2 separate regions of the Homo sapiens genome follow, and region 2 is linked to region 1. A link is a loop called in an ENCODE intact Hi-C map of the cell type or tissue named here. Cell type or tissue: HepG2. All regions are shown on one strand. Each heading gives the region's core, and the rest is flanking DNA. Links, peaks and the distances in the headings are about the cores only. Region 1 overlaps COL4A3 (collagen type IV alpha 3 chain). Region 2 overlaps COL4A3 (collagen type IV alpha 3 chain).

Region 1 (5,385 bases), core at 264-5,263:
TGAGCCCCCGTGCCCAGCCTATTTCATTCCTTTTTATGGCTGAGTAGCATTCCATGGTATATATACCACATTGTCTTTATCCACTCATTGATTGATGGGCATCTGGGCTGGTTCCAGATTTTTGCAATTGCGAATAGTCCTGTTATAAATATGAGTGTGCAAGTGTATTTTTCGTATAATGACTTATTTTCCTCTGGGTAGATACCCAGTAGTTACTTTCCATTCCTATAAACTGCAGTGTATATGAACATGATGAGTGTCAAATGATGAATGCCTCAAAATTACTGTGTGCTCCCTTCCTGGAATGACAGCAAGGCCTACTGCCCAAGACTAAGGAAAGATATTCAGTTAAAGATACTCTTGTTTGTGTGGGTTTTTTTGTTTTGGTTGCATAAGTAGAATTCTCCACCTTAGGAATATCTAGCATTTCTTTTTTTATTTTCCCTACTAACCATCCAGTATATCTCCTAGATTTGCCTGGCCTCTGCCATCAACATATTTTCTGGAGAAAGCAAATTAATTTTCAGTTAATATTAACCTGAAGAAAAAATAATAAAGCAAAGGATTAATATGTAACCATATAATATGCAGCATATATGTCAAAACACATTTTTTCTTTTTTTGAGACAGAGTCTCACTCTGTCACCCTGGCTGGAGTGCAGTGGCATGATCTCAGCTCACTGCAACCTCCACCTCCTGGGTTCAAGCCATTCTCCTGCCTCAGCCTCTGGAGTAGCTGGAATTACAGGAGCCCACCACCACACCCAGCTGATTTTTATATTTTTTAGTTGAGATGGGGTTTCATCAGGTTGGCCAGGTTGGTCTCAAACTCCTGACCTCAAGTGACCTGCCTGCCTCGGCCTCCCAAAGTGCTGGGATGACAGGCATGAGCCACTGTGCCCAGCCAAAACACATTTTAAGTCTATTATTTGAAACTATTTCTTTATTTGTTCCTCTGCTGGCAGAGAAAAGTTTTAAAAATTTGATGTCCATTGGAGCTGGAATGTGCATAGGTGTGAGGGCTGGGGGGTAAGTGTGTCACAGTGACTAGTTAGGTAGGATAAGGTATGTCTAACTCACAGCTGAATTTTTTGTTTTGGTTTTGGTTTTATAAGAAAGAACATTCTGTTGTTCAAAATATTTGAGAATAAAAAAAGAAAGAACATTCTGATACTAGCATTAATGAGTTAGTTTGTTCTCTTTAAAGATGTGTAATGGGTATTGATCCTCTTCCCAGTCTTAAACATTATTTAAGTCAAAGAAAACCTTAATATCACCTATGGAATATATTGCATATTAATCTACACAAATATATATAAGGTTGGTGCAAAAGTTATTGTGGCTTTTGCCATTGAAAGTAATGGCAAAAAAATTGTCCAAGTAATGGCACTAACCAAATACATTGTGTTCTACATAAAAGGTACATATACATGTATACATTATACATATATACACATACACATATATGAACATTATGTAGAACCTAAGAATTTGCCAGTATTTGACCACTTTTTAACTATGACAGCAGCAATTTCTTATGATTCAATTAGATATTATCCTGAAAAAAAGGATAGCTTTGTCGTTTCCATATATAAATTATTAGGTTGGTACAAAGGTAATTAAAAGTAATGGCAAAAACGGCCATTACTTTAACACTTAAAATTCCCAAGTACAATACAAATGATGTATTCTTATCCGACATTTCTCCCTTATGCAACATGTTCTCAGTTTTCTACTTTATTGCTATTCATATATTGATATATTTCTATTGATATATTGCTACAAGGTCACCTGGCTCCTAACAGATAGTGTCCAATACTCGAAGAACAGAGAAATGCATTTGCTTTTACCCTGCCGGTTGGGATTTATTCAGCTGTTTCTAAACAAAACCCTTTCTCTTTCCCTCTTCCTAGGGTTGTGTCTGTAAAGACAAAGGCCAGTGCTTCTGTGACGGGGCCAAAGGGGAGAAGGTAAAAACAAACCCTAATACTGCTTGTTTACACTGTAAAGCTCTAGAAGGTAAAACTCAACCTTCTTCTTTCATCGGTAGCAGAAAGATCCGCAGTATGTTGTTCCATTTCCCAAATCCAATGTTAAAGTAATTGTATATAAACATTAACCTAAAAAAAAAAAAAGAAAAAAGTCATCTAGGAAGCTTCAGATACCTTGTATATACAATGGCAATTAAATTACAACTCTCTCGGTCTGTAAAGAATAAGTAGCAAATGAGAAAAAGAAAAAGAAAGTTTATGACAAGTCTCCATATGTATACACTATTTACAATGTTGCTAAACACAAGAGAAGAACTGAAAACGATTTGATTCATTCACTTTGACAGAAAATAAACATTGAAATTCACAGATTTTTGTCCTGCAGCATTGGTTCAAGTTCGCCCCCTGGTGGAGAAATCCCACAGCAGCACACTGGTTGAGGCAAAACTTAGCAGAGGGAAGTAGCTCCATTGCAGAATTCAAGAAAAAAAGGAATGCCGTGAAATCTCATTAATTCGCTCCATTAACTTGCAATTTGTGATAATTAAGATAGAGGCAGAACTAAAGTTTTTTTCTTTGTTTACCAAACCCTTTCCTCAGAGACACTAATTAATTGTTTAACAACATTGAAGGATGACTATTTTAAAATATTTTAAGAACATATTTAAGCTCTTTATCTAAACTAATTTCTATATAATGTGTATGCTAATTATAATAATTATACTTATTTTAAATTATTTCATAATTCACATGTAGTTGGATTTAGGTTTTTTCTTGAATCTGTGAATGTATTCTAATTCAGGTTCCCATTGAGAAGCACTTTCTCTGTGATTCTCCTTGCATTCAAGAAGCATTTATTGAGTTTCTATTATTTGCAAGATGCTACTGTAGGGTGTATAAAAGTAACTGAGTAGCGAGAGGGGTCTAGCACATTCTTTTATTTCTCTTCTTGTTGAGTGTGTGTGCACACACACAATGTAAAATAGCTGACTTGTTCTTTTTTGTTTTAATTTGCCAATTGTGTAACTAAATTGACCCAATTAACCAAATCAGCCGGTGGCCTTTACTGTTGAAGAGTACAGTCGGCCCTCCTTATCCACGGTTTCTGAATCCTCAGAATCAACCAATGGCATACTGAAAATACTTCGGGGAGGGGGGGATATAATAAAAAATAATACAACAATTAAAGATAATACAAATAAAAAAATGCAGTATAACAACCATTTGCAAAGCATTTGCATTGTATTAGGTATTATAAGTCACCTAGAGATTTAAGGTATATGGAAGGATGTTCTAGGTTATATGCAAATACGATGCCATTTTGTATAAGGGACTTAAGAATCCACAGGTTTTCGTGTGGGGGGAAGGTCCTGGAACCAATCCCCCACCGACACTGAGGGACAAACGTAATTCCAAGATACAAATCCATGGAAAAATTATTTGTTGGTAGAACTGTGTCAAGCCTTGGGCTTAAAGTACTTTCACTCACTTTTACTAGGTACTTTCCCCTAATATTATCTGACTCCTTCTAGAACATTACTGAGCTCACACCTTTTTGGTTATGCCACCCTTGCTACCTTTCCTGCATCTCCTACACAAATAACAGATTAAATTACTAACTCCTGTGTATTAAAGAAAGGGCTCAGACTCATAACCTGCCTGGTGGCGTTCTTTCAAGCTACATAGTAATTATGCACACTCCCCAGGCACCTTCTTGCACCTGACCCTCACTGTCTCTCCATCCCACAACAAACACTCCACTAACCTTGATGCTTCTACCTGGGCTTTCCCTTTCATTTTTTATTCCGTCTCCCTTAAGCTCTGCTCTACATAGCCCTACCATTTGGGAGAAAGTCAAGTTTCTACAAGACCAAGAGCCACCACTTTCAAGCCTATAGACAAATACTAACAACTGGTAGCTTTCTGGTTGCCTATGTAGTCACTCCTGAGTGCTAATTATGATTTTTTTAATCCAAGGAAAAAACATGCAAAGAGTCACCATGAAGTCATAAACAAGAGAACATAATGGTTATTGGTGTGTTTATTGTGGGATAGTTGCTGCTCTGTGTGTTTCTCACCTCGTTTTGGTTTTAACAGGGGGAGAAGGGCTTTCCTGGACCCCCCGGTTCTCCTGGCCAGAAAGGATTCACAGGTCCTGAAGGCTTGCCTGGACCGCAGGGACCCAAGGTATGTCATCCTGCAAGCTTGGAAAATCCCCAACCCACCTAACCCTCTTCCTGCCTACCCCCTGGCTGCTGCAAACCTGGAGAGAATTCCACATCTTAGCCAACTGCTAGGTGCATGGTGAACTCCTGGTTTCCGGTATTAGTGGGCCACATAGAACCGCAACCTGCTCCAAGACTATTGCAAATGATCATCATTAGCTTCAAGTCTGTGGCTCCAGTTCATCTCCCTCCCTAACCTACAGTGTCTACATCTGCATCTGTTCCTACCTCTATTCCTCCTACAGTGAAAACTCAGAGCTCTTTTTGCTTCTATTCAAGACCTGTCCAACCACCTGTGCCCCATCTTTGGGATTCCTTGTTCCACGAGGTGCCTCCCCTCTCTCCGGACATTCCAACTTTTCTTTTGTTATTGGCTTTTCTCTTTCAGTTCTTAAACATGCAAATATTTTCCATGATAATACAAAACTTCCTCTCCATCTTTTAGGTCTTGTGACCAAAGGATTGCTATCTTCTCCCTGACTTTCCTTTCTCTGTCAAACTTCTTAAAAGAATAGTCAAACATGCTGCCTGTAGTTCATCTACTATTCAGTCCTTAGCAATAATTTGCCTTCTACCACCTCTCCTCTGAAAACACTCCAGCAAAGATCACCAATGACCTTCAAGTGGCCAATGCCAATACATACTTTTGTGTCTTAATCTGACCTGAACCCCTCTGCTTAGTTTCAAATTGTGTGGATCGCTCTCCTCTCCTTGAAACACTTGTCTGTCTTTCTTTCTGTATTTCTCCTGTCTCTCTATCCTTCCCTTCCTTTGTGGGTTTCTCTTTTCCTTCTGGTCCCTTAAACATCCCGAGTCTATGACCCTTCACACTCATCACACATTCTTATCCTAAAGTCTGTGATACAGCAAAGGGCTTTGTTTAAATAAATACCATAGAGGATTTACTAAATAACTGAATAACCACTGGATTTGCTGAGTACTCTTTCCTGCTGTGGACATTAGCTAGACTTAAGCCTGGCTTCTCACGCACCCACACATTCATTCCCCTGACTACTGACCTCCAGCAAGCTATAAACCAACTAATAAGCTATGAAAAATGATTATAATTGATCTATACAGGTCTTTTACAAATTTCATAATATATTAGAATATGTATTAGAGGCCAGACACAGTGGCTCATGCCTGTAATCCCATTGCTCTGGGAGGCT
Region 2 (5,385 bases), core at 60-5,059, 73 kb after region 1:
CTCGCTCTGTCACCCAGGCTGGAGTGCAGTGGAGTGATTTTGGCTCACTGCAACCTCCGCCTCCCAGGTTCAAGTGATTCTCCTGCCTCGGCCTGCTGAGTAGCTGAGATTGCAGGTCTGTGCTACCATGCCCAGCTAATTTTTGTATTTTTGGTTTTTTGTTTGTTTTGTTTTTTTAGTAGAGACTGGGTTTCACCATATTGCCCAGGCTGGTCTCAAACTCCTGACCTCCAGTGATCTGCCCAACTCAGCCTCCCAAAGTGCTGGGATTACAGGCATGAGTCACTGCACCCAGCCTGGAATGCCTATTTTTTATAAGATAACTGCTTTACATACATTCTCTGTAATTTTTATGAAAACGCTCATAGGTAATTTCTATCATTTACAGTTTTACAAATAAGAATGAAGTACTTTCCCCAGGGTCTTACAACTATTTAGTGGAAAAGCTAGGATCTGAACCCAGGTCTATCTGCTCCAAAATCTGTGCCCCTTTTGACATTCATATGGAGATAAAAGCAAAGAAAAATAGTCTTTTAAAGAAAAAGCTTTCAGATGTAAATGCTAGTGAAGAAGTTTATGGATTGGCCATGTGTGACTGTGATGACTGTCATAGCTGCACGCAGGTGGTTCTTTCTTTTTTCTTTTTCTTTGTCTCTTGAGACAGAATCTCCCTCTGTCGCCCAGGCTGGAGTGCAGTGGTGCAATCTTGGCTCACTGCAATCTCCACCTCCTGGCTCACTACAATCTCTGCCTTCTGGCTCACTGCAATCTCTGCCTCCAGGGTTCAAGCAATTCTCTTGCCTCAGCCTCCTGAGTAGCTTGGACTACAGGCACATGCCACCATGCCGGCTACTTTTTGTATTTTTAGTACAGACATGATTTCACTATGTTGGCCAGGCTGGCCTCAAACTCCTGACCTCAAGTGATCTGCCCACCTAGGCCTCCCAAAGAGCGAGCTGGGATTACAGGTGTGAGTCACTGCGCCTGGCCACATAGGTGGTTATTTCTAATCTGTAGCATCGCTCATGATCATTCCTCCCCTTTCTTTACTCACAGTTGCCCATTCATTCAAAAAAAAAAGTAGAGAATTGAAAATTTGAACCCCAATGGACAGAGTGTTTATTCAGATTTTTAAAATTGTGGTAGTTCACAAGTGCAGGTTCTGAGGGCACCGGGCAAGCACTGGCCTCCCCTGGCTCCTGCCTGGAAGAATTCCGAGCCAGCCCATTTCTAGAATGTCATGGAAGAGGAACGTGCAACTACTATTCAAATTCCTACAGTTTCTGGCTGGCTTCATTAAACCCAGAAAGAATGTTCAGGTAACTATTCACCATCAAGCTTAATCTGATGACTCAATTGCAGAACTATTCAAAGGTTGCCTGTGTTCTTGGGTCAACGAGTAGCCATGATTTTGTACTACTGTGCCAATAAAGACAAAATATGGGTTTTGTCATCACTAAACACATTTAATATTTGTATATGAATTTATAGTAAATTACTTGATACAATCACAAAACGATCTCTCATCTGAATTTACTGTATTGAAAGACTTGTGAATAATGTGGATAATTTAAAGGGTGGGAGTAGTTTTTATTACCAAAAAGATGATCTATAAGTTTTCATCAAGGCCTATGTTTCTTTAATGCTGCTGAAATATGACTAAAATTATAAAATGCCACCATATATACCTTTTCAGAAATATACTTCTTCCATAAAGAGAAATAGTCCATTAATATAATAAATTTCTCTCCTTTTTTTTTTTTTTCTTGAGATGGAGTCTCGCTCTGTTGCCCAGGCTGGAGTGCAGTGGCGCGACCTGGGCTCACTAGAACCTCCACTTCCCAGGTTTAAGTGATTCTCCTGCCTCAGCCTCCCGAGTAGCTGGGATTACAGGCGTATGCCACGACACCCATCTCATTTTTGTATTTTTAGTAGAGATTGGGTTTCACCATGTTGGCCGCTGGTCTGAAACTCCTGACCTCAATTTATCCTCCCACCTCAGCCTCCCAAATTGCTGGGATTACAGGCGTGAGCCACCACGCCCGACCCTGTAATAAATTTCAAAATAGCAAAAATATTCATTAATAAAACAAACTCAGCAAAAATTCCCTTTTATGCATAAATAAATGAATTTTTTTGGTTTGTTTTTATTTCAGAAAGCCTATTCCATCAACTGTGAAAGCTGGGGAATTAGAAAAAATAATAAGTCGCTGTCAGGTGTGCATGAAGAAAAGACACTGAAGCTAAAAAAGACAGCAGAACTGCTATTTTTCATCCTAAAGAACAAAGTAATGACAGAACATGCTGTTATTTAGGTATTTTTCTTTAACCAAACAATATTGCTCCATGATGACTTAGTACAAAGTTTCAATTTGTTTCCCCACAAAACAAAGCAATTCTTTCAAGTCAGTTCTGTGATCTGGGTCTCTAATCTGTGCTGTTTCAAAGTTCTCTGTGGCAAAGCAGCAACTATTCACAAAATATCACCAAAAACCTATTCCACTTACATCCAAGGCACTGTCACTACGGTGATTGTATGAAGTTTGAATGCTGCAAGTTATGAAATATTTGGCCCGCTGGATTCCCACATTTGTCTTCTTTCTGTCTTTAAGACTCAGGGAGGCTAAATCAGTGTTTGATTGCCCCGCCAACCCTTCCTGAAACTTCAGACCCTGGGTAGGGGAAGAGAAGGGGGCATGTGGTATCCTGGAGCATTGTGTATAGAACTGGATTTTCAGACCTGCTGAGGACCGTAAGGCCTGATGGAACACAGAACTGAACTGAGGTTCATGGATTTTCCAGGACTGTTTCAAACATGCCCATTACTAACGGCAAAAGGGGGATTCCCTGATGGAACCATAATACCCTTGGAAATACTGTATGGTTTTGTTTTGTTTTGTTGGTTTTTAAAGATTTTTGTTTGTTTATTGAATTCATTTCACTGTAGCTCTAAAATCTGCTTGTATTCCAAGCATATAAAATTTTCCCCCTTAGTGAATTAGTTTTAAAATGATATTGTTATATACATACTATGAAATATGTATAACTTTAACTTCTGTTTTACCAGCATACCCACACAAATAACAAGAATACTACTTATGAAATGTGCACTTTATCCTCATTCCATAAATGTCGGTGCATACCTTATGTAAGGGAGCAGTTCAATAATCCATGAAAGAACTTAAGGCATTTGTTGGTTTATCAGACTCGGAATCTATTTTCTCATTGCTCTGAATATGTCATCACTCTAGGTTTTACAGATTTATTCCTTTGTTACTTCTCTAATTCTTCCTTTGTAAAAAAAAAAAAAAGCAACACTTTTTATGTTATATGTTGTTCTTACAAACCATACTGAAAGAGTCCATTGTTTAAAAATCTTAATGTATCAAACTGTATAACTTGGCCGCTGTATGTCTTAAAACCTGCTTTTCAATGTGTTGATACATTCCCAAGGTTACTTAATTCAACTTAACTATCATCTTATTCAGCACCAAGCATGTCCCAGGCACTGTACTAACCTACAGAGATGCTAAGAGAAAAAAAAGACTTGTTTCTGATCTAATATCCCAGAAAAAGTAACTCATTGCTCTGTTAATAATCTCACATATACAAGTAGCTTCCCTCCCCTCTAGTTTTTTCTTCCTTTTCACTGCTGTTATATTTCATCATGATAATTCAGCAGGCCCAAGTAAAGGTTAAAAATAAGGTCTATGCCTAGGGAAACTCAGGGCTTCTAGTTTCTCTTAGAAAAGCTAAGAGAAGATAAGGTCTGAATAATAGCAGAAAAACCAACATCTACAAAACATTAAACTAGTGTTATACTTGATGATAACACTATTTGATGAGTCTTAGAGTCCAGACACAAAGAGACAAAGCTTTGAAGATGCTTTTTGATCTACCTAGGTGGAGTTGGTGGTGCTGATATTTAAATTCAGGCTACTGCTTCAATCTCAATTGCTTTGTAAGTGAAAAACATGACCCAGAGGACAGCACAGACTATGGCCATGGCTCACATGGTTTACATCCTTCACTGCTCACGTGTTTGCTGTCAAGCCATTTTTACATCTAAACTAAGATGTGCAGCATTTCACTTATTTAGATTCACTTAACAAACAAATTTTTCTGCTTTAAAAATGTCTTATTGTCCCAAGTGTACTATAGCGGCATATAGAGCTAGCTAATCTCTACAAACCCTCTGTAGGCCAGTAGTTCTCAAAGTGTGGTCTCTGGAAGAGCAGTATCAGCATCATCTGGGAACTTGTCACAGATGCAGATTCTAGGGACCACTCCAGACCTACACAATCAGAAACTCTTGGGGGAGGGCCCGAAATATCTATGTTTTACCAAGCCCACCACATGATTCTGATGTACTCTAAATACTGAGAAAACCTGTTCTAGACAAATACCCAAGCAACAACTCCGCAGGCAGTTACCAAGTACGGCTGGCTACAACTGCTCCATCCGTGCCTCTTTTTAAAGTTCAAACTCACAGGTGACTCTAAGGTTATCTACTTTTACTCATAAGTAAAAGCCCTAGACTGGTGCTAATGTCAAACCACTGGCCTCCACTCAGGCCTCCATCTTCTCATGCCCTCTTACCAGTATTTAACTTCTGAGGAAGACAAGTGATGCTAAAACCTGAAATTCCAATGAAGCCATATGAACAGCTGTTCAGTTGCACTTCTAAGACTTTACTTAGCAGTAAATTATAGCTCATGTGCATTATTTTCCAGATAACTTAGCTTATGAGTAGCTTATACAATTATGAAGATTTAATATTACAGATAAAATGTAAACTGTTTCTTTAAAATTGGGGCTTCAACTTTGGAATTTCACAGCGTGCTAAAATAACAGATTTCTCAGAAGTCTTTCAGCAAGATAAACATTATTAAGTAACTTATTTATGAAAGTATTAAAATGCTTACATTTGAACTTGATGGCTAACTTACAAAGATTCTCTATGTATCAAATGTAACTTACTGCGACTAAACTTAATTTAATATTTACTCTATAACCAAATGAAATATATTTAAAATATATTGAATATTTTATATTGTTATATCCTGACAAGATTATAATATTTTAATGTACTAATATTTCTGTAATTATATCTAAAATATTATTTTATTATATTGCCTAAGAATAAACATTTGTTAAATTGGAGCTGGTCCTTTTTTTTCAAAATGGAAATAAATTTTTTTTGGATTGTAAGAATAACAGATGTTCACTGTAAAAAGAATAGACAATACAGAAGTTATGAAGAAGAATATAAAAATGGCCATGATCTAATCCTCACTCCCATCCAAGATAAGTGATAAATCTATTTTTAAACAAAAATGAGATAAAAGTATGCTATTTTGTCACCAGGATTTTTTTTTTTTTTTG

The links. Peaks named below come from ENCODE experiments on the same cell type or tissue, not always from the same donor. Only the 100,000 strongest peaks of a DNase experiment are listed, where the experiment ranks them.
Region 2: a loop joins it to region 1, with 2.8 times the contacts of the local background. A loop is called at or near these places in 7 of 110 quality-filtered maps.

The regions. Positions count from the first base shown.
Region 1 is chr2:227,236,055-227,241,439 of GRCh38, forward strand. COL4A3 (collagen type IV alpha 3 chain) reads left to right here. Exons shown (of 52, transcript NM_000091.5): 2 at 1,914-1,970; 3 at 4,089-4,178. MFF-DT (MFF divergent transcript) reads right to left here. Exons shown (of 14, transcript NR_102371.1): 10 at 2,032-2,120. Among named protein-coding and RNA genes, the nearest start is that of COL4A3, 74 kb to the left of the region's middle. In HepG2, for the core only: a CTCF peak has its summit at 2,398 (motif pointing left); a DNase peak (open chromatin) is centred at 2,397.
Region 2 is chr2:227,309,630-227,315,014 of GRCh38, forward strand. It overlaps COL4A3 (collagen type IV alpha 3 chain), which reads left to right. Exons shown (of 52, transcript NM_000091.5): 51 at 1,147-1,319; 52 at 2,157-5,163. The coding sequence ends at 2,241. All of the region lies in intron 1 of MFF-DT (MFF divergent transcript), which reads right to left. Among named protein-coding and RNA genes, the nearest start is that of MFF-DT, 13 kb to the right of the region's middle. In HepG2, for the core only: no CTCF peak of the experiment used is centred there; DNase peaks (open chromatin) are centred at 1,362, 2,422, 3,162 and 3,882; H3K4me3 peaks cover 1,788 bases.